3 separate regions of the Homo sapiens genome follow, and all the other regions are linked to region 1. A link is an interaction called in ENCODE POLR2A ChIA-PET data of the cell type or tissue named here. Cell type or tissue: HepG2. All regions are shown on one strand. Links, peaks and the distances in the headings refer to the core of each region. The heading gives the core; the rest is flanking DNA.

Region 1 (8,039 bases), core at 3,554-6,053:
GGGTGGCTGGGCTGGGTTGGGCTGGAGGGTCAGAACGGGTGGTAGCCCCACCCCACTAGTGAGTTTGTTTACCTGATTTGTGGCCAATTTGAGTCTGATTAAGAATCTTAAAGTGTTTGCAGACAGGTGGTAAAATTGGTACCCTGAGAACGGTTCCCAGGGAACTGGAGGCTTGCTGGCTAACACCCCCACCAGCCTACATGAAGTCAAGAAGGTCTTCCTGACACCTCCCTCCCACTCTCCCATCTCCTTACCATTGTCCCCATATCTGCCCTGTCCCATTGGTTTTCTTTTTTTGAGATGGAGTCTCGCCCTGTCGCCAGGCTGGAGTGCAGTGGCGCAATCTCGGCTCACTGCAACCTCTGCCTCCCGGGTTCAAGCAATTCTCCTGCCTCAGCCTCCTCAGTAGCTGGGATTACGGGTGCCTGACACCACACCTGGCTAATTTTTGTATTTTTAGTTGAGGCGGGTTTCACCATGTTGGCCAGGCTGGTCCTGAACTGCTGACCTTGTGATCCGCCCGTCTCGGCCTCCCAAAGTGCTGGGATTACAGGTGTGAGCCACGGCACCTGGTCCCCGTTGATTTCCTGGGGGGTAGGTCCTAATTCTACCCAGGAGTGTCCTTGTCTCCAGGACCCTGCCCCTCAGGAACCCCAACCTCCAATTCTCCAGAGCAAAGACAGTATGAGGCAGGACCAGCCACAGGGAGCGCTAGATAAGTGTCTGCTGAGTGAATGAATGAATGAGTGGATGAATGAAGTCCAGTCACGAGTCTCCGAACAAAAGGGACCAGTTGAGGTCATGGAATCCATCTCTCTGCTCAGAGCTGGTCACAGTCCTTCATGTCTCTCTGGACTCTGGTGGTCAGGACTTGACCCCAGTCCTGAGGTTTCTCTCAGGTGGGTTCTCTCCTCCCCACCAGCTTGCAGCCCCAGCTGCTCCTCTTGCTCACAGCAGAAAAGCCAATACTTCCCTTGGTTTCCATGAATACTACAGTAAAATGACCTGTGTCCCCAAAGCTCAGCTCTCCCAGACCCATAATGTCACAGCCCATTCAAGTGACACTGGGATTCCCCGACCACAAACACCTGGTGTATCAGGCCTGACATCAGACCAGGGCCTGGGCCCAGGGTCTTTAGTTGAGAACCCTAGCTCAGCTGCTCACTGAGTGATCTTGAGCAAGTTCCCAGACCTCCAGGGCAGAAGCTAAATCGGATTCATCTCTATGCCCTGCAGTACCTGCAACTTGGTGAATATTTACTGACCTAAACTTGGCTGTAACAGCTCTTACTCCCTCAGAGGAGGTACATGAGAGTTAAATGAGGTAATGAATTGCGCAGCCATCTGTAAACATGACGAGGCTTTGTAAACAGAACTGGGACAACACAAACATTCGCTAGAATAATTCTCCCACTCCTTGAAAGAGTACACATCCCTTACCCCACCTCGGCTCTCTTCCCAGGGGGAGGATGGGTGGCCAAACATAAGATGGAGATGTCACTCTAGAGGGGCTTCTCACAGGTGGAGGGCAGGGAAGGAATCTCTTTCCAGATCATTCCATCACCCAAGGACAGGCACAACTACCCTGGGCCCCACCCCAGCCCTCCCAGCCGCAGCCCCACACTGGCCCCTCACGCTGACACTTCAGCTGTCTCTCTCACCCACAGCCCTGTGTGTCAACGTGGCCTCTGTCCCCTCCTGCCCGCAGCCCCCTGTCATGCTGGTAGGGCCCAAAAGGAAGACAGGCATTGGCTGGACAGGAAGGGAGAGGACTCTGAAGTCAAGAGGGAACCTCAGGGCCCCCAGCTCAGCTCCACTTTCTACAGCCTAGAGAAGTGGATGGAAAGGTCATTCGCCTGAACAAGAGGAGCGCTTCTCCTCCCATCTGGCCACCTGCCTGCCCCTAAGGCTTTGTTCAACCCATTATTGTTGGCTGGAATAAGACTCTAACCACCTCTTAATGCCTCCTCTTCAGAGTCCAAAAATTCCCTGGACATTACTGGGTAGCTGGGAGCCTTGGATAAGTTGCTTCATTTCTCTGAACTTCCATTTTCTCATCTGTGCACCTACTTCACAGGACTGTCACAGAGATTAAATGAAAGCATGGATAAAAACCTAGCATATAGGAAGTACACCGTACATTTCTTAAAAGTTAAGACAAGACAGGTTCATACAGCAGGAATATGGGTAATCCCAAACCACGAGAAAATTAAACATGCTTTGTGTTTGACTTTGGAATGCCACGTATTTTTTCTTTTTACATTTGATCCCTATCTTTTCAATTGTTTTTTTCTTGACAAATAAAATGAGTACTTTCCCCAAGTATAGTAAAGAGAGGAGGCTGTTGGAAGAATCATACTGGAATTAAAATATGAAGGAGTTCTGCAAGATTAAAAGGATGTATTTGCTGCAATTTGTAAAACCCATACCTCTAAGAAAGGATTTCAGAAAAATCCTGACCCCTCTGGGGCTCCCCCTAGGCCTCCCCTTCCCCCACATTCCTGCCCCAGACCTCACCCCTTGGGTAAAATCTGGGTGCTGGAGGCAGCTGGGTGGTATACTTTTTTTCTGAAACGGAGTCTCACACTGTCACCCAGGCTGGAGAGCATTTGCAATCACAGCTCACTGCAAGCCTCAACTTCCTGGGCTCAGGTGATCCTCCTGCCTCAGCCTCCGGAGTAGCTGGGACTACAGGCACGTGTAATCACATCCAACTAATTTTTGTATTTTTTGTACAGAGTTTTGCCTTGTTGCCCAGGCTGTGCAATGACTTTTTAACTAACTCCTGCACAACACAATCAATAGTGCAGGTTGAGGGGTGAGGACATGAGGAGGCCCCATCCAGAGAACCCAGCCCTCAAATCCAGCTCTGCAGCAACTGCCATTCCCTGATCAACTCCCAGCCCAAGGTGAGGAAGGGCAGCAGCTCAGCCTGACAGCTCAGTATGGCCTCACCCTTCTCATCAGAAGATGAGAGGTGAAGATGCTTGTCTGGGAAACAGGGAGGGCAAGGATGTACTCCCTGGAAGAGAGGAACCTTCTTCCTCAGCAAGAAGGCGTGGCCATAGAAGGCTACCTCCCTCTGTTTATGGCAGATCTGGCCCAGCACCTTAAGGGAGTTCCTGCAGAGGACAGAGTTCAGCCTGTGTCCCCAAGTCAGCAGAGAGACTGCTGTTTGGCAACACAAAGCCCAGACACACAAATACAAAGACCACACAACTGAGGAACACCCTGGCGTAGACCTGCAGAGATAACACGGCCATGCACTCACTCACAGAGGGCCCCTCGGGCAACACACAGCCACGATGACACCCACTCCCTCCCCAGACCCTCTGACCTATGGAGACCACCCACGACTCCCAGAACACTTTCATTTTGTCTCCCCTGCAGCCCAGTGACTCAGGGAGCAGTGTCCCTCATTGCTCCAGGTGCACTCATCCATATAGCGATTTCGAATGCATGGTTGGGGGTCGCACTGCCTGGGGTCCCATCTTGACCCCACCACTTACTAGCTGCTACTCAACCTCTGGACTGCTACTCAGTCCAGAATGCTGGCAGAACTTCCACTATAGGGGTGTTCTAGGATTAAAGGAGAATGCATGCAAAACACCACAAACAGTTCCTGGCAGAGTATACCTGGCCCAGGCTATATGTTAGCTTTTATGATTAATGCACACAGGTGGACAGATGGGTCAGGATACACACTGCCCCCACTCACCCTTCCCCACGCACAGCACCAAGGAAAAGGCAGCAGAACAACGCAGCCCTCCCTAGGCTCCCATCTGGCCTTATTTCTTAGCTTCCTTCTCTGGGAACTCTCCCACTTTACACCCCAAGAAACCCACCCCCACCCCTCCATGGTCCACGCGCTCCAAAAGTCACAGAGCACAGTCCCTAAGCTGGCCCCAAGAATCTGTTCAAAGCAAACGTCTCCCCCGCCCCCAACCCAGACCCCAGCAAGAGGCCACCCTCCGGGCCACCCTTTCCTCCCCGGCTCTGGTTGGGACAGGTTGCTATGCCACCCTCCACTCCACCACACACACACACACCCGACCCCGCCAGAAGCAGGAGCAACCAAACCAAAATCGTCTGAAGGGGAGCGGGGAGGGGCTGGAGGAGGGGCAGGGCAGAGGACCCCCCCAAGGAATCCAGCCCAGGCCAGTCCGGAGGCGGAGGCTGCCAACTGGAAAGGCTTTGAGAAAGCTTGAGGGGGCTCAAGAAGGGGGGAAACGCGCGCGCGCGCTCTACGCAATACACCCTTTGCGGGAAAACTTTCTGAACAATTTCAGAGAACTTCTTTGACAAGTTCCCGGAGCCCCTCGGAGCCTGGAAAGCGCCAGTCTCTTGGATGGGCCATCTCGAGCCGCTGCCGTGTAACTGCCCCCTCCCGCCCGAGGGCCCCAGGGCCCGGCTGCCCTGAGCGTCTCGACTGTCCACAACTTCGGGATAGGAGAGCTCGTCCGGGCCCCTCTGGCCCCGCCGGCCGCGGGACCTCGGCGGGGCATCCACAGGGCAGGGTCCCGCCGCTGCTCCGTCCCCTCCCCACACCAGACCCACCTTGGGTGCTCGCGGCTCCGGGGGGCAAGAGGGCGAGGAGGAGCCCCCAGCGGCACAAGGCCGCCAGCTCCATGGTGCTCACTGCGGCTCCGGCCCCATGGCTCCGGCTGGACCCGGCTGGGAGGGCGCGGGGCGCGGGGTGCTGCGAGGGGTGGGGGCCGGGCGCGCGGCGCAGTAAAGGGCCCCGTGGGAAGGGGCGCGCGGCTGCCCGGGGGGCTCCCCTGGTTTCTCCGGTCCCAATGGAGGGGAATCTCAGCTTCACAACTTCATTCTTATACTTCCTCAAGCAGCCCTCCTCCTCCACCTCCTCCTTCTCCTGTGATTGGGAGCAAGCGCGCTCCCAGCTCGCCCCCTCCAACTGCATTCCAACAAGTCTGGGAGTGGCAACTCCCAGCTTCACTTTCTCCCTCTCTTCGCGCAGGCCTGGGTGCGTCCCTCCTAGCGCCGGGACGCCTGGGTTGCCTGCAGCCGTTCTCACACTTTTCCTCGGAGAATCCCTAAATGCAGAGGCTGGTGACTCTGCCCCCTCCCCCGGAGTCCGGGATAAATTCCCTAGGCTGCCACTCTTAACACCCTTTTAAGTCTCAGGTTTTATCTTAAACTTTCCTGGGGAGCTTGCATCCTACTCCATCCCAAGCCTATTTGTTTTAATATCAAATAATGGTTTTCCCACCACATCCTCTAGTAAAATTGATAGTCAAGGAGGGGGATGTGTTGTGTTTACCTTGTGGCTTCCAGGACCCCCGGGGCATATCTTCTGGAATCTTTGAAGTATCTGAAAAGCATGATCTTAAGAGGGTCTACAAATTTGGGAGGAGACAGTCACATCGAAAGGACTTTTTTTTTTTTTTAAACGAACTTTTGCTCTTGTTGCCCAGGCTGGAGAGCAATGGCGCGATCTCTGCTCACCACAACCTCTGCCTCCCTGGTTCAAGTGATTCTCCTGCCTCAGCCTCCCGAGCAGCTGGGATTACAGGCATGTGCCACCATGACCAGCTAATTTTTTGTATTTTTAGTAAAGACAGGGTTTCTCCACGTTGGTGAGGCTGGTCTTGAACTCCCAACCTCAGGTGATCCTCCCGCCTCAGCCTCCCAAAGTGCTGGAATTACAACCACGAGCAACTGCACCCAGCCCAAAAAGACTTCTATCTCAATTCTTCAAAATGCACCCTTCTTGCTTATTTAAGGAGGCACCCAGCACCCAATGCATTCAAGGTTTCTTCTTTGCCCCTTGCCTTCTATTAGCCTGCTTAATTCCACTTCTCAACCACATTCTATTTGGAGCCCCTGACCCTATTCCTTAGGCCTAGTGGTAGGGGTGGGGATGGAAGGAAGACTTTTTTTTTTTTTTTTAATTTCAACAAGATATTGCATGGGACATATTTATACTAACAAATTATTCATTGTTTATCTGAAATTCAAATTTAACTGGGCCTCCTTATTTTTATGTGCTAAATTTGGCAGTTCTAGTTGGAATGCCCCAGCCAAGAATGCAGCTATACTGGTCAAGAAGGGATCAAAGGCACCTATCAGGGACTGGAGAATGAAGGACACCAGCATCTCTTTCTCTCTTCCCTCCCCCCCATCTCCCACACCTCTTTACAGGTATACACTTGCATTTCTAAACTTGCTTCCATGTGCTGAGCACACTTAAAGCAGGCACCTCTTGTGGGACAGGTTGCTATGCCATCCTAGGGAGTTGAGAAACAGGGGCCTCTGGGACCAAGAGGACCTGGGTTCAAATCTTGAATCTGGCCAGTCGCGGTGGCTCACACCTGTAATTCCAGCACTTTGGGAGGCCGAGGCAGGCAGATCACGAGGTCAGGAGATCGAGACCATCCTGGCTAACACGGTGAAACCCTGTCTCTGCTAAAAATACAAAAAATTAGCCAGGTGTGGTGGCGGGTGCCTGTAGTCCCAGCTACTCAGGAGGCTGAGGCAGGAGAATGGCGTGAACCTGGGAGGCAGAGCTTGCAGTGAGCTGAGATTGCGCCTCTGCACTCCAGCCTGGGAGACAGAGTGAGACTCCGTGTCAAAAAAAAAAAAAAAAATCTTGACTCTATTCCATATCAGTCATGTCACCTTGGGCAAGTGACTGAGCATCTCTGGTCTCAGTTGGCTCATCTGTAAAACAGCATCTGACATACTATGCTGGGGTTAAAGGAGATAATGCTCTGGAAGCACTCAGCGCAATACTTGGCACATAATAATTGCTCAATAAATGGTCCCAGATTTAGTTATACTGGGGCAGATCTAGGTTTTGTGGGGCCTGAAGCTTATATAATTTGGGAAACTCTCTTTAAGAAAGTAATACAAAGTTGGCCGAGTATGGCGGCTCATGCCTGTAATCCCAGCACTTTGGGAGGCCAAGACAGGCAGATCACGAGGTCAGGAGTTCGAGACCAGCCTGGCCAACATGACAAAACCCCATCTCTACTAAAAGTACAAAAATTAACTAGGTGTGGTGGCAGGCACCTGTAATCCCAGCTACTCGGGAGGCTGAGGCAGGAGAATTGCTTGAACTCAGAGGGCAGAGGTTGCAGTGAGCTGAGATCTTGCCACTGCACTCCAGCCTGGGTGACAGAGTAAGACTCCATTGAAAGAAAGAAAGAGAGCAAGAGAGAGAAAGGAATTGAACAGAAAAAGACCCTAGCACGGCTGGGTGCGGTGGCTCATGCCTGTAATTGCAGCACTTTGGGAGGCCAAGGCAGGTGGATCACCTGAGGTCGGGAGTTTGGTACCAGCCTGACCAACATGGAGAAACCCTGTCTCTACTAAAAACACAAAATTAGCCGGGCATGGTGGCGCATGCCTGTAATCCCAGCTACTCGGGAAGGCTGAGGCAGGTGAATCGCTTGAACCTGGGAAGCGGAGGTTGCGGTGAGCCAAGATCGCGCCATTGTACTCCAGCCTGGGCAACAAGAGCGAAACTCTGTCTCAAAAAAAAAAAAAAAAAACAAAACAAAAAAACAACCCTAGCACATTCATATAGTAAGGATAAGGTGGAGTTTTGTACAGGTATCCAGAGTGATAATGTAAAATTAACTTATTCCTTGGACCGCTGTCACAAACATTCGAGAAATATTGCTGTGTATGGAACACAGCAGCCCTTCTGGATGGCCATCAATATCCCTATTTTCTCTTGAGCTGGTGTTAGGGTTAGGGTGAGGATCAGGGGAACTGAGGTAAGCAATTTGCCCAGGATGTCTTAGGGCTAGAGAGAAAAGTTGGGCATGTATCAAAACTGACCCCTTACTCTCACCCCATCATCCAGCCCAGGACCTGGTCAACCTGCCTCTCAGTCCTGCAGCTTACAGCCCTGCGGGAAGAGGATGCGCTGACCTGGCTCCAGGAGTCACTGGTTCATCACACCACACCTTGGAGGGCTTGCACCTGGATGAGTGTGCAGGCAGCCTTAGAGGCCATCGGGATGTTAGGATCAGGGTTAGAGGTGTCCTTTCTCCCCAGGCCCCACCCCTGCC
Region 2 (7,363 bases), core at 2,357-4,856, 50 kb before region 1:
GCAAAACCCCGTCTACTAAAAATACAAAAATTAGCTGGGCGTGGTGGCGCACGCCTGTAATCCCAAACTACTCAAGAGGCTGAGGCAGGAAAATCGCTTGAACCCAGGGGGTGGAGGTTGCAGTGAGCTGAGATCAGCCACTGCACTCCAGCCTGGGCAACAGAGTGAGACTGTAAAAAAAAAAAAAGAGAGAGCGAGAGAGAGATCCCTGGAATCTTTTGGGAAATTGGGGTAGTGCCAGTAGGAATGCCCTGGAGGACAGGACTCAGGGCATGGGAGTTGGGCAGGTGAATGCGGATGACCGTGCCTGTTGGTCACAGCTGTGTGAGGGTGCGGGTGGCCCGTTCCATCCCTGCTTACAGCTTCCCCTCCAACTCCAAGGTCACAGGGCCCAGTTCCACTACCCAGACCCTAAGGAGATCCACGTGGTTGTCCTGAGGGGGTGGTTTCTGCCTTCCAATCTCCCTCAGTCTGCCCCAAACCACCCTAAAATAAACCTAATCCAAGTAAGAACAAAGTGCTTACAACAAAAATGCAGCTCCAGGCCCGGCGCGGTGGCTCACACCTGTAATCCCAGCACTTTGGGAGGCTGAGGCGGGCGGATCACATGAAGTCGGGAGTTCGAGACGAGCTTCACCAACGTGGATAAACCCCATCTCTACTAAAAATACAAAATTGCTGGGCGTGGTGGTGCATGTCTGTAATCCCAGCTACTTGGGAGGCTGAGGCAGGAGAATTGCTTGAACCCAGGAGGTGGAGGTTGCGGTAAACCGAGATCACACCATTGCACTCCAGCCTGGGCCACAGAGCGAAACTTGTCTCAAAAAAAACACAAAAACAAAAAAAGCGAAACAAAAAAAACTCCAGCTAAACAGCCCCCCCAGGTGCCCATCAAAGAAAAACTTGCCCCTTCCTTGGGGTAGATGCAGCCGTGTGAGAGGGTGTCAGATGACATCATAACTCAACCCACATGGGATTGAATTTCAGGCCTCATCCCCATTTCCCCACACCGCCCCTTCTTGTATGGTGAACTTCGAGAACGCTTGTGGAGCAGCCTCAGCCCGCCCTCCCCACACCCCAGGATCGCCCACACCCCCAGGCTCTGGAGTCCAGTCTGCAACATCCAACTCCCCCAGGATCTAACTCCTTCTTTTCTCTCCTCCCCCAACTCAACTGAGAGCTCAGAGTCGTTTGTCCTAATTGCCACTGCATACTCCCCCTCAAGTCCCAAAGCTGAGGTTCTGCCAACAGCACAGGACAGGAAAGCAGTCTGCAGACGCCCCACCACTGTGCGAGTTGGACCAAGCCCTGACCTCTCTGGGCCCTCTTTCTATCTGTTGGACCAGATCAGTACTTCACTGGTTCAAGCCTTTTTCCTGAATATACCATAAGGCTCAAGTTCCAGATAGAAAGGCAATGCATCCCCCATCACCACCCCAACCTGCCCCTCAAGCCCCTGCCAGAACCCTTGGGCTCTGGGAAGGAGTTAGAAAACTGCTTATGTGGATAGTTTGGAAGAAAGAATCCTTCCAAGTGGCTTTGGGCTCCCCTGTCTGTGTCCTGTCCTTCCTCTCTTCATCCCTCATCAGGGTGCCTGGCACTGGGGCCCAAGGAAGGAGCCAGGCAGGGTCCCTGACCTGATGTTGAACCCTTGGGCCTGTCCACCACCCGTGAACTTGGATGTTGCAGAACTGGCCAGGGCTTTGTCTGGATGCCCCGCCCAGGGAGGTGGGCTCCCCTGGAATCATGCCCACCCCCATCCCAGAGTCCAGAGCGTTGGCAGCAGTCCTCCCTCCCCTCCACACTTGAGCAGGCAGGGAGGCCAACATTGTAGCCACACCCTCCACAGAACCCCTACCCTAAAGGCCCATGGTGCTGCCAAGGATAGCAATGTGCCCTGGCACCCGGCTCCCACCGGCCACGCTGGTCCCGGGAAGCTGGAACGTGTGATGCATGGCAGGCAGCACTTCGCGTCAGCTCCCCAGATGTGGGCCCTGTCACCCTCTCTCAGTACTGGGTCCTCCTCTGCATGGAAAGATGATGAGGAATTTCCCCTTTGCCCTCAAGTTTTTTTCTGAAATGTTTTTAATAAGTACGTATAATTTTAGAATGAAACCCAATAAATCAATTTTGAAAAGACAGTATCTGAGGTCCCAGCCCCCACCCTCTCCCCCAGAGAAGCCCCTGCTTCCCCTCCCACCAGCCCAGATTTTCTCAGAACCACAAGCCTCCCCGATCTAGCACTGCAGCCGTCCTTGGCAGTCCTTTCTGCTGTCTGACCACTGTAGGTCATGCTGCAGTCTCTGAGGTAGAGCAGCATCCTTCCCACATCCTCAGAGCTGGGGGATCTTACCCAGGGGTTCCACTGTGAGCTGGCCCTGAGAGGGTCCCTGTGCCCCCAAACTCTTAGCAGCTACGTCTCCAAAAAGCCAGAAATCTCAGACACTCACCAAGAATGGGCTGCTGCTGGTCTCAGGTGGCCAGATCAGGGCCAAATGCTGCCCCCTCTAAGGGCTCTCGGCAGCCTAGGTCCCTCACTGTGGCCAGCACTGAGAAGGGAGGGGGCAGAGAACAAAGGCTAGAGCAGGGCAGGGCTGCATTTCACCACCTGTCCAGTGGGCTGAGTCTGGCCTCTGTCCCGAACTCCCTCTGCGACCCCTGTCGCAGGTGAGTCCCTGTCTTTCCCTGAGCCTCAGTTTCCCATTTGTAAAGTGGGAAGGACATCTGTCTCACAGTCTCCAATTAGCTGATTGACAGAGAGGCTTTGTCTCTGCCCAGTGCCTCAGGCTGTGAAGGGACACTGGGTCCTCTTTTTTTACAGTCTGAACCCCTGGACATGCTGAAGAGGTGACTCATCTTGACCCCTTTACTCTCACTCCAGCCTGGAACTCTGGCACCCACACCTCGGAGGTGGCCCTGGGCACCCATGGCCAGCCACACAGCTGACACTGCCCTGTTCGGTGCTCGAGCCACAGCCTGTGGTGGGGATGGCTCTGGGAACCGTGGCAGGTGGCAGGCAGCAGGTTGCACTGGGTCCTGCCTCCAGTCCTGCTAAAAAGAAGCAAAATCTGCCACCCTTCCTGCCCTTGGGCTGCAGTAAGTTCTTCCAGCAGATTCCCAGGAGGTCCCAGGCTGGGGTGTGCATGAGACCTCTCTGCCCACCTCTGTCTGCTGGACCTGGTCCCAGCTTCCCAGCCTGGAGTTAGCCAAGGATGGGGGTGCCTTGGTCGGGAGTGGCTGCCAGGGCTGCCAGACCCAGCCCAGGGGCTGATTGCAGAGGCTGCACAGTCTCAAGGTCACCTCAGGACAACCCTCCAGGCCAGAGACCAAGGCTGCAGGGAAGGGAGGGGCTCTCTAAGGGAGGACCCCAGTAGGCCACTATTGCTGTCACTGTGGCTGAGGAATGCCACCTGGACGTCAGCCAGACAGGGGAAGCAGAACATGCCCAGACCTGGTCCTCAGACCTGGGTTGGAATCTTGGCTCTCCCACTGTGATCTGGGGCCAGGCTGCCCACTGGGCCGTCAGTTTCCTCACCTACAAAACAGCGTCTCACCACCTCCTGCCCAGTCAGTCCCAAAGATTTGAGAAGGGGCTCTCCATTAAAATATATCAATATATAATAGAATATCCAAGCATATACAAAGGTGGAGAGGATAATTTAACAAATCCCCACATAGCCAGTACCTGTCACCAAGCTTCAACCAATATCAACAGCCAGTGTCAACTCATGGCCACACCATGACTATGCCCACACCCTCTCCTTTAACCTCTGGATTTCATTTTTTTCTTTTTATTTTTTGAGACAAGGTCATGTTCTGTGGCCCAGGCTGGAGTGCAGAGATGCAATCATGGCTCACACCAGCCTTGACTTCCTGGGCTCAAACGATCCTTTCACCCCAGCCTCCCAGGTAGCTGGGACCACAGATGCATGTCACCACACCTGGCTAATTTTTTATTTTTTATTTTTGTAGAGAGGGCCTCACTATGTTGCCCAGGCTGGTCTCAAACTCCTCCCACCTCAGCTCCCAAAGTACTGGGATTACAGGCATGACCCACTGTGCCTGGCCACCTCTGGGTTATTTTAAAAACAAAGCTTCAGCATTACTCAATATACCCAGGTAATAAACCTGCACATGTACTCCCTGAATCTAAAATAAAAGTTGGAAAAAAAAAAAAGAAAAGGAATAAAAACAAAGCTGAGACATCATGTGATTTCACCTTTAAATACTTCATAATGAATTTCTTAAAGATAAAGATTTAGAAAAAACCGTAACTGCAATACCATTATTACACCTTAGAAAGTTAGCCATAATCCCTTAATATCATCGAATATCTGATCAGAATTCAAATTTCCCCCAATTGCTCATAAATGCTTTTTACAGTTAGTTTGCATTTGAATCAAAGGTCAACACATCATTTGGTTGATATATGTCTAAATTTCTTGAAATCTAGAGATTGCCCATCTTTTCTGGTAATTTTGTTGCTGTTGAAGAAGAAACTGGGTTATCTGTTCTGTAGAATTTCCCAATCTGGATTTTTGTCATTGTTTCCCTTGTATTTCCCGTAAACTAGTTGTTGAATCCAAGGAATCAGATTCAGGTTTGGTGTTTTGACAAAAACAATGACTAGTTGGGGTTCACAGGTCTGCAGGAGGGTCTGTCTCCTGAGTTAAGCAGCAAGTTCAGATGCAGTCGATCTGACATATTTATTAAAGAGCTCCCATCAGGTAAGAGCTCAAACTAAAAAACTCTTAGACAAGGCCAGGCGCAGTGGCTTGGGTGTGTAATCCCAGCACTTTGGGAGGCCAAGGTGAGTGGATCACTTGAGGTCAGGAGTTCAAGGCCAGGCTGGCCAACATGGTGAAACCCCGTCTCTACCACAAATACAAAAAATTAGCCAGGCGTGGTGGCAAGCGCCTGTAATCCCAGTTACTTGGGAGGATGAGGCAAGAGAATCGCTTGAACCCAGGAGAAGGAGGTTGTAGTGAGCTGAGATCGTGCCACTGCATTCCAGCTTGCGCAACAGAGTGAGACTCCATCTCAAAAAACAAAACAAAAAAACCTCTAAGACAAAAACATAGACTGGCATGAGCAGTGGGCAGAGGCCAGACATCTGTCTTTTTTTTTAAGACTGAGTCTTGCTCTTGTTGCCCAGGCTGGAGTGCAATGGCATGATCTTGGCTCACTGCAACCTCTGCCTCCCCGGTTCAAGCTATTCTCCTGCCTCAGCCTCCCTAGTAGCTGGGATTACAGGTGCCCGCCACCATGCCCAGCTAATTTTTGTATTTTTAGTAGAGATGGGGTTTTGCCATGTTGGCCAGGCTGGTCTCAAACTCCTGACCTCGTGATCCGCCCGCCTCGGCCTCCCAAAGTGCTGGGATTACAGGTGTGAGCCACAGTGCCCTGCCGGGAGTGGTGAATTTATATTTGAGAAAAGATCACTCTGGGTGCTGAAGGATGTGTTGGAGATGGAAGCCAGATGCAGAGGGCTGAATGCTAGCAGGCTCCATTTATATGGCTTTCTGGAAGGGGCAGAACTAGGACAGAAAGGAGGTTTCAGTTTGGGTAGGAGGGAGCATGGCTGATAGTAGGGGGCACAGGGACTTGTTGGGGGTGATGAGGCCATTCTGTGTCTTGGTGGTGGGGCTGGATGCATAACTGTGTGCATGCTGGGGCCAACTATCCGTCAGCTAGTCCAGGACTAGCGGAGGACAAGCATGCTGTCGGACTCATCTCCAACTCCCAGGCCCTGTTAATTACCTCTCTAGACTTAGACTGTCAGAAAATCTCTCTGGGATGATGGTCTCTTGTCTATTCACTTACTTAATTAGCAATGACTGGGCGCCTACTATGTGTCAAGCTGCATGGTGGGCACTGGAGACTCTCAGATAACCACTCCTGCCCTTGAGGAACATCCAGGCAGGCTGAGACATGGCCTCGATCCATTTGACACTTCCACCAAGGCCTCCACAGGTGCCCACCTCTCCAGGTCTCCCCTCTTTTTTTTTCCAGACAGGGTCTCACTCTGTCACTCAGGCTGAGTGCAGCGGCACAATCTCAGTTCACTGCAACCTTGACATCCCAGGCTCAAGGAACAAGGGATCCTCCCACCTCAGCCTCCTGAGAAGCTGGGACTACAGGTGCACACCACCATGCCCGGCTCATTTTTTTATTTTTTGTAGGGACAGGGTCTTGCCATGTTGCCCAGGCTGGTCTCAAACTCCTGGACTCAAGCAATTCTCCTACCTTGGCCTCCCAAAGTGCTGGGATTACAGGCATGAGCCACCACGTCCAGCTCTGGTTCCCTTCTTGATTCAGCCAGCCAGGCCTTGCCAGACAGAACTCATAGGTGTATCAAAAAATAATCTTTATTGTCACTAGTATAAAACAGAGCAGATCAACTGGCCTCTCGGTCTGTACAAAGTGTGGGGCGTGAAACCGCCTGGGCTGCCCCCACTTCTCCCATAATTCCCTGCCCTAGAGCAGCACCTCCAGAGCTAGGAGAAGGAGAGGGGGCCACCCAAGGCCTTCCCTTGAGGAGAGGGGTCAGGAGTGGACTGGAGTGGGGGCTGTTTTCTATCTGAGGGAGGCAAAGAAGCAGAGGAGAAAACTGGAGTGGCGGAACCCTCCCGCTCCTCATCCCGTCCCCTGTGGCCGCGCCCCAGAGTCCACTGGATGGGTGGAGGGGCGGCGGGCAGCCTGAAGGCGGGCTGAGGCATGAGCCAGTCCACGGCCTGGTCAGAGGGCCACCCGCGTGCAGCAATGGCGCAGCAAGCACGGCAGGATGCCGCGGTTCAGCTGGTGGAACTCCACGAGCTGCAGCAGGTCAGTGAAGCGGGTCTGGCCATCATCCATGCTGAAGTACAGGCGGCCCTCCTCCTCGCTCTGGGGTACAGTAAAGGGGGTGGAAGTTCAGGGAGGGGCCCGAGGCTTGGGAAGCTCCCTCCTGGGCCAGGGCCCCACCATTTCCTTTTATTCTTTTCTTTTTTCTTTTTCTTTTTCTTTCTTTTTTTTTTTTTGAGACAGTTTTCTCACTGTGTCATCCAGGCTGGAGTGTGGTGGTGCCACCATGGCTCACTGCAGCCTTGACCCTCTGGGCTCAAGCAATGCTCCCACCTCAGCCTCCTGAGTAGCTGGACTACAGGTGTGCACCACCATGCCTGGCTCATTTTTAAATTATTTGTAGAGATGGGGTCTCCCTGTGTTGCCCAGGCTGGTCTCGAACTCCTGGGCTCAAGCCATTCTCCCACCTTGGCCGTCCTAAGTGCTGGGATTACAGGTGTGAGCCACCGCACTCAGCCTCCCACTTCTTGTGCAGGGAAAAGGGAGACGCACTGGGGGCCAGGGAGCCTCTGGAGGGGCC
Region 3 (8,039 bases), core at 2,679-5,178, 59 kb before region 1:
AGAGAAAGAGAATTTGGAAGCAGGGATTAGTAGAAGAGAAAACGAGGGAAAGGAAGCCTTTCCACCAGATTAGTGTTCAAGTCTTTGCAGAGGAGACCAACTTTTTTTGTTTTCTTTTGTTTTGAGACAGTCTCTCGCTCTGTTGCCCAGGCTGGAGTGCAGTGGCGCGATCTCGGCTCACGGCAACCTCCGCCTCCCGGGTTCAAGCAATTCTCCTGCCTCAGCCTCCCAAGTAGCTGGGATTACAGGTGCTCACCACCAAGCCCGGCTAATTTTTGTATTTTTAGTAGAGACAAGGTTTCACCATGTTGGCCAGGCCAGTCTCAAACTCCTGACCTCAGGTGATCTGCCCGCCTTGGCCTCCCACAGTGCTGGGATTACAGGCATGAGCTACCGCACCCAGCCTGAGACCACCTTTTGCATCTCAAGATTGTGAAACCAAGGCCCATTCCACCAGCCTGGGGACTCTTTTTATAGATATGATCCTCCTTTTTCCTGTGACTAATGAATTTGCTGCATGATTTCTATTCTTCTGAGGTTAGTTTTCTGAGTAAGGTGACCACTCACAAAGGCACTTTCTTTGTGGCATTCTGAGCCTAGATTGGGGCCCATCAATTCCAGAAAAAATTTATGTGTGGAAACTCTGCATCCTTAAGTCTTGAAGTTGAACCAGATATGCAGTGGTTACCATCACACAGATAAACGCTGCCTTCTGTACATACCCCTTATGCTGTACTAATTAACAAACCCCTTGCCAGGGCTGGGGAGGTGAGGGTGAAGGAGAATCTTAGCAGAAGGGCAGAGTCAGGACTTGCATCTGCCACTGCTGGGCACTGAAGCCCTGGAGCAGCTTCAGATAGTACCTGTACTTTCTCATGCAGACTCCCTCTGAACAAGAGCCTTGTAGGCCCCTCTCCTTCATTTCCCACCAGCCTCTTATCAGGCGGGCTTTCCACCATACACCCAGGAGGCCACGGTCTGAGGAACAACCAAACCCATGCAAAGGGCCGGGCGCGATAGCTCACGCCTGTAATGCCAGCACTTTGGGAGGCTGGGGCAGGCAGATCACCTGAGGTTGGGAGTTCGAGACCTGCCTGACCAACATGGAGAAACCCCCATCTCTACTAAAAATACAAAATTAGCCGGGCGTGATGGCACATGCCTGTAATCCCAGCTACTCAGGAGGCTGAGGCAGGAGAATCGCTTGAACCCGGGAGGCGGAGGTTGCGGTGAGCCGAGATGGCACCACTGCACTCCAGCCTCGGCAACAAGAGCGAAACTCTGTCTAAAACAAAAACAAACAAACAAACAAAAAAACCCAGGCAAAGTTTCCTTGCAGCCAAGGTGACAGAACTGGGCTGAGGGTGGAAAAGAAACAGAACCAGTGCTCCAGGTGTTTTTTAATTTTTTAATTTATTTTTATTTTTTTTGTATATGTATATATATGTATGTATATTTTAGAGGACCAGGGTCTCACTATGTTGCCTAGGCCAGACTCAAACTCCTGTGCTCAAGCAATCCTGCCTCAGCCTCCCAAGTAGCTGGGATTACAGGCATGCACAAACAATGCCCAGCTCTCCAAATGTTTTCTGTCACTACCTGAAGTGTTGCATCGGTACTTCCTACGGAAAGAAAACTAAATAGAAGTGTCTCTCCCGTGAGCCCCCACCACTACCACCAGAAAAAAAAAAGAGAGAAAATGAACTCATCAGTCTTTAGTTTCCTCAAGTTATTCTCCCAAAAAGACATTCGCCTTGGCACAGATAAGCCAGCTAATCTTATGCTTTATGACCCACTGTGAGCTGTTCCTGACACAGCTTCTGACTTTGTCAGTGACAAAATTTCTCACCTTTTAAATGCAGTGCTTAACATTTTGTTAGGCCCATACTCAAAATCGGCCAGATATAAAATGACCTCAGATTTTGATCTCCTAGGCTCAAACAATCCTCCTACCTCAGCCTCCCAAGTAGCTGGGACTATAGGCACACCACCATGCACAGCTAATTTTTTTTGTATTTTTCTGCAGAGATGGCGTTTCGCCATACTGCCCAGGCTAGTCTCAAAATCCTGGGCTCAAGCAATCTGCCCACCTCAGCCTCCCAAAGTGCTGGAACTACAGGCAAGAGCCACTGCGCCCAGCCACAACCTCAGATTTCTTTGGCAAACAGAAATGTTTAAAAACACAAAATTTTGCTCAGGTGAAACACTGTGTTACTATCAAATCTCACATCCACATAAAGTTTTTCTTTTCGGCTTTGTTTCGTGAGGAACAGACAGAACAAAGTTTTTCCAGGTAGCATCTGTATCACTATTATTCTCCTATTTCCTGTACCACCCCCACCTCCCCAAGCCCTACTGAATGTGAGGTTTAGAATGTTTTAAGGAGGGTCAGGTGCGGTGGCTCACGCCTGTAATCCCAGCACTTTGGGAGGCCAAGGCGGGCGGATCACCTGAGTTTGGGAGTTCGAGACCAGCCTGACCAACATGGAGAAACCCTGTCTCTACTAAAAATACAAAATTAGCCAGGCGTGGTGGCACATGCCTGTAATCCCAGCTACTTAGGAGGCTGAGGCAGGAGAATCGCTTGAACCCAGGAGGAGGAGGTTGTGGTGAGCCGAGATCGTGCCATTGCACTCCAGCCTGGGTGACAGAGTGAGACTCCATCTCGAAAAAAAAAATACAAAAATTAGCTGGGTGTGGTGGTGCACACCTGTAATCCCAGCTACTCGGGAGGCTGACGCAGGAGAATTGCTTGAACCTGGGAGGTGGAGGTTGCAGTGAGCCGAGATCGCGCCATTGCAATCCAGCCTGGACAACAGAGTGAGACTCCATCTCAAAAAAAAAAAAAAAAAGAATGTTTTAAGGAAAAAAATAGTACTGTTACATATAATCCCAGGTGATAAGACCACAATGGAAATGTTTAAGTCCTCACTTTAAAGAGTACCCCACTGAGAAGAGGTATGTTGGACTCTAGCAGAGATTTGGAAACTCTGGGACACTCAAGATGTGAAAGAGCCTGGCTATCTGAGGACTCAAAGAGTCAGCATCGGGACTTGTGAGCTCAAGAAGAGAAAAGGGAGTGGTGAAACTTTGTCCTAAAAGTTAGCACCAGGAACAGAAGAAAAAAACCCGATATATAGTGATACCTCATCTTTTAGAGAATGGGAAGCTATTTTTGTGTTCACACAGAAAGTATAGTTCAAAAAACCTCTATATCCAGAGTTCAGACAAGGAGAATGATTTGAGATATAAGTGCCGATGAAGGAGGTCAATTTTGATCTGAAACCAGCAGCTGGACCTGGGCCACCTCAGGAAAAGGACTCTGTTCTCCAAGGCAGCACGACTGAATGGTTCTGAGAATAAGCCAGGGTTCAGGACTCCTGACCCTTTAGGACCATGGACTCAGAAGAGCCTGAAGGACAATTGTGGGCTTTAAACTTCTGAGAGCTTGTAAAGTAACACAAGACTGTGCCTCTCCCTTGCCCCAGCTGTAGATAGTCTTTGCCCCACCATTGTTATGAAGATACACAGGGTTTTGCAGTTTGAATAAATTGGATACAAGTTTCCTCTTTTTTTTTTTCTTTTTGAGACAAAGTCTCGCTCTGTTTCCCCAGGCTGAGTGCAGTGGCACAATCAAGGCTTACTTGCCGCCTCAACCTCCTGGGCTCAAGCAACGAGCCATCCTCCCGTCTTAGCCTCCCAACTAGCTGAGACTACAGGCGTGGGTCACCACACCCAGCTAATTTTTGTACTTTTTGTAGAGACAGGGTCTCACCATGTTGCCCAGGCTGGTCCTGAACTCCTGGGCTCAAGTAATCTGCCCACCTCAGCCTCCCAAAGTGTTGGGGTTACAGGCGTGAGGCACCGCGGCTGGCCTGAGTTTCTTCTTAATACTGTATCACAATTGTGGGCTGTCTTATGTGTTGATATCGATTGAGCTATTTGAAATAGGAATGTTAATGGGTGTATTAAATTTTTGTAAGGATATAACAATATCTACCTTCCAAGGATGTTGTGAGGTTTTCCATGATTTTGTATATGAGCTAATGTTACCTTTGAGGGGTGGTGTGCATTATGTTGGATGATTGTAAATTTTCAGTGGAAAATGTACCGTGTCCTAAATTTAAAGACATGAAAAATATCCCAAGATCATACTAGATCATAATAGCAATTCCTTTACAAATGAATTATGGAGGTAACTGATCTCTAACAGTTTCCTTCATGTTGTTTTAATGCACAAGGGCAGAGGATCTGCTGACCCTTGGAACCAGCGTGAGCTAACCACGTGCTATAGACACTTCATGGTGTCGCACCCAGGGAAGTCAAAGCGCTTTGCTCCCTCACTGTCTGTGAGTCCTCAGCCATTAGTACCCCACCCCCCGCTGCTCCAAAACTTGAGTTATTTCAAATGTTTCTCACTGTTCATCTCTCCACTGACCCCACTCCAGAAAGCCTGGAGAGAGTCCCAAGATGCCACCCACCTTCCCCAATCCCTCGCCACAGATCTGTGTCTATCTCACACTCTGTAAGTGCCGCTTTGCTTCTTCCTCTCTTGAAAAGACTGAGAACACACATTTTAACATGTTAGGAAAATGGGGCAGCCTAAAAAATGACTGATCCCACCGCCAGTGACTCATGTATACTCCAGGCTAGCAGACAAGGCCCTTTTTGGTGGGCCTGCTTCTGTGGGTTCACAGAAACCAAATTACTGTGGGTTGCAAAGAATTAGCAGGTCATTTACAAAGCAGACATCCCTTCACCCAGACTGTGGTTTTGCATGCTCAGGTTCTCAGTCTATGAGCTTTGGTGCAGGATCATTTTGGCTACTGGAAAAACCATAGCTTATTTTAAATTTCTGGTTGCCAAAGCCACCACACGTGTGGTCTGTGGATGACCATTGTCTGCAGAATGACGAGGAAGGAACAGAATGTGGTTTGGGGCTCAGGGTGGCCTTCCCACTGGGAGGGAAGGCGGGAGGGAGCCCTTGCCCTGGGTTTTGACACAGCCTGTGCTCACAGCCTCTCCTCTCATCTGCATTTCTCAGAAATGCCCTCCCTGCCCAGTGGTGACTTTCCCTCGTCACTCCTATGGAGTTCTACCTGGAGCCCAGCCATGTGTGGAACTGTGAAGTTTACTCCTCTGTAAAGATGGTTTAAAGAAAGTCAGCTTCTGAAATGTAACAATGCTAACCCTTGCTGGAACCCTGTAAGAAATAGCCCTGCTGATAGTTTTCTAGGTTTATCATGTTTGATTTTTACACTGAAAAATAAAAAAATCCTGGTATGTTTGAAATTAGTCCTTGTGCATCCTTATCACTTATGATTTGTGTCTGCTGGTGTCAGGATGTAGAAGGGTTTCATCCCGCCCCAAGGAATACTTTCTTAATTTTGCCCCTCTATTTCTTAAAGTCCAGTTATCAAGAAAAATGAATTATCACTGAAATAAAGGTTCTCACCTGACGCCTTGCTGAGCCTACCACTGTGATCCTGCTGCTGGCCCCTGTAACCCACAAGATAGGGTTCCTGGTTCCACTGGTCCTTAGTTCACTAAGGAAACTGGAGGAGGTTGAGGACCTGGACTTAGCATGATCAGCACATTCAGCATGGTGCACCCCTATTCCAAGTCACTGCTCTGCCTTCCTCCCTCAACAGAGATTCTTCTTAAAATACAGTCAAGTTCTGACTTTTTCATGTGTGGGGGCTCACAGACATCCACATTGGGAAACTTGAGTTGCAGTCCTTAAACTCGACCATATTTAAATACAGTTTTTAGATACCTGGAGACCCAAACCGAAGGTGTTAGGGGGAAAAGTCCTAGGAGAATGGCATAGGGATGAGGCTGCTTTCTTTCCATCATCATTGTGTTCTCTCTTAGAAAACGTTAGAGAAAGTAGAGAGAGAGTCTGGCCTTCTGCTCAGCCTCATCTAAAGCACCCTCCATTTTCCGTCTTCTGTGGAAGAGGCATGAGAAAGATTGTCTGAAGTTTTAAGACTAACAAATGTGGGGCTAGGCTGGCACCAGCGTCCTCTGGCTCCATGATCAGCATCATCTCCCTCCCATCAGCACTCCAAAATGTTCAAACTGGCTGAGGGTCTCCTACAGGTTTCCCAGTCTTGCTCAAGCTGAGGAGGAGAAAGGAATGGCATGGCACCCTGCCTTTGCATTTTAGCACTGAATACATTCAAAAACGGCCCCTCAGTAGCTGGTTTTCAGCCCTGGAGAGAAGATTATATGGCCTTCCCCATCCCCAAATCCCTCCCCAAAGCAGAAGCAGCTCAGGCAGAAGAGAGGGAGACAGGGAGATCCTGACCCCCTTTGCCAGTGAGCAGGACCGGAGGTCCACACTGGCGTTGGGGTTGAATGGACTCCCAGCCTGAGAAGAGTTTTCCTTCCTGATCTTGGGAGCTAATTCAATGCCCTAGAGGGTGGTGGGCCTGGCAGTGGAGGCCACCCCACACCTGCACCCTCCTTCTTCCCCTCCCCCATCACTCAAAACCCCGGACCATTCACTTAGGTTGCTGTGCCCAAACCCTCCACCTGCAGGCAACTGCCACCCGAGGGCAGGCAGGGGGAAAGGACCTAGCTTCCTGCCCTCATCTCCTGTCCCTCAGAATCCAGGGTCTGAGGAAGAGTGGAGGTCACAACTCCAGGAAGACCAGAAACACTGGCCCAAGGGATGGTGGAGGGGCACATTCGGCCCAGGCCACAGTTCGGGCTGTGGAGCATTCCGGGATCAGACAGTTGTTTGCATAAAAGCCAAAAGCCACTGCACCTGGGGTGGGGAGGCCCTCTGGGGAGGTGCTCCCTGGCTTAGGGGAGAGGGGGGAAGGAAGGTGTCATGGAAAGTCCCTGAAGGACACGGGGTGTTGAATTTGCTGTGGTTTTGTTTTTAACTCTGTCTTGACCTGTGAAGTAGGCAGCTGCCTCCCTTCTCCGCAAATAACAGATCTTCCCCCAGAATAACACACATACCCAAGGAAAGGGCTGCAGTGGAAAGGCCTGCGGGTGATGGCAGCTACCCCCCTTCCCCAGGAGTGAGGGGGCAGGAAGCCCCAGAACAGCCTTTCCCATCACCTCGCCTCTCCACCCCAGTACCCTGGCCCCCTGGCCCAGAAGAGCTGCCTAGGCAAATAAACCACAGCACTGGGGGTGGTGGTGGATGGGAACTAGGGGGGCGATGCCACCTCCTCCCCCGGGCTTGTCCTTCCACCGCCCAATCCCCATCCCACCCCCACTGGAATTGCATTCTCAGTGTCTCACTGAGAATGTCTCACTCACAGACCTCAGCTGCCCCGCTAGACTCCTGGGGAGCTGTGTGTCTCTTTGCGTGTGCGTGTCTGTCTCCATGTGTGCCTGTCTCTCTCCTTGCATGTCTGTCTGTGTGTGTCTGTGTATCTGTGTGTGTGCGCGCGTGCACGTGTCTCGTGTGTGTGTGTTTGTGTGTGTTGAGGGAAAGCAGGCTGAGTCAGTGAATCCAGCAAAGCTCTGAAGTCCCAAGCAAAAGACAGTCGCAGACTCCCGCAACTATTTGGAGTCCTGGTTCCAATCCCAGCCCTCTCCCTCTCGGGATGAGCCCAGACACTTGACTTCCCCTTCTGGGCGTTGATTTTCCCCAGAGTCAGGGATCTCTGAAGGGCCTTCCAGCTGGTACTCCTAAGACAGGCCTCAACCTCACTGCACCAGCCGGGCTCCAGGTCTTCCCTCTCTCTCCTCTCCTCACTGGACGCTGGAGCTAGAGTAATAGTGGCCGGGCCCTGACTCTCTCAAGATGTCATTTTCCTAACTGTTCTATCAAATTCCAATCCTGGACCCCAGGGGTAGGGGACAGGATCCCCTCACCTGTGGAATTATAGGAGGCTCGGAATAACGCGCGCTGAGGCTGGGTCTGAACCCCCGGCCCCCGCCCTTTCTCAGGTTCTCCTCTTAATTCTGCGTGGACCCAGACCCCAGATTCCCGGCTAGGGTGCCTGGGAGAGGAAAGGGAGGCCGGCGGAGAGGGGGCAGGGGTGCGGCGCGCGGTGGGAGTGAGGGGGGTGTGA

The links. Peaks named below come from ENCODE experiments on the same cell type or tissue, not always from the same donor. Only the 100,000 strongest peaks of a DNase experiment are listed, where the experiment ranks them.
Region 2: POLR2A ChIA-PET joins it to region 1 with 7 read pairs; 9 of 35 experiments call an interaction of 5 or more read pairs at or near these places.
Region 3: POLR2A ChIA-PET joins it to region 1 with 5 read pairs; 9 of 35 experiments call an interaction of 5 or more read pairs at or near these places.

Annotation. Positions count from the first base shown.
Region 1 is chr17:39,696,830-39,704,868 of GRCh38, reverse strand. ERBB2 (erb-b2 receptor tyrosine kinase 2) reads right to left here and starts at 4,805. Exons shown (of 27, transcript NM_004448.4): 1 at 4,558-4,805. The coding sequence starts at 4,630. RefSeq lists enhancers at 1-75, 2,822-3,321, 3,322-3,823. In HepG2, for the core only: no CTCF peak of the experiment used is centred there; a DNase peak (open chromatin) is centred at 4,918; H3K4me3 peaks cover 1,974 bases.
Region 2 is chr17:39,746,273-39,753,635 of GRCh38, reverse strand. GRB7 (growth factor receptor bound protein 7) reads right to left here. Exons shown (of 15, transcript NM_005310.5): 15 at 6,351-6,885. The coding sequence ends at 6,739. Among named protein-coding and RNA genes, the nearest start is that of GRB7, 12 kb to the right of the region's middle. In HepG2, for the core only: no CTCF peak of the experiment used is centred there; DNase peaks (open chromatin) are centred at 2,823 and 3,365.
Region 3 is chr17:39,754,971-39,763,009 of GRCh38, reverse strand. It overlaps IKZF3 (IKAROS family zinc finger 3), which reads left to right. Exons shown (of 8, transcript NM_012481.5): 8 at 1-5,292. Among named protein-coding and RNA genes, the nearest start is that of GRB7, 21 kb to the right of the region's middle. RefSeq lists enhancers at 4,771-4,850, 6,730-7,039, 7,450-7,499 and a silencer at 7,990-8,039. In HepG2, for the core only: no CTCF peak of the experiment used is centred there; no DNase peak of the experiment used is centred there; H3K27me3 peaks cover 2,151 bases.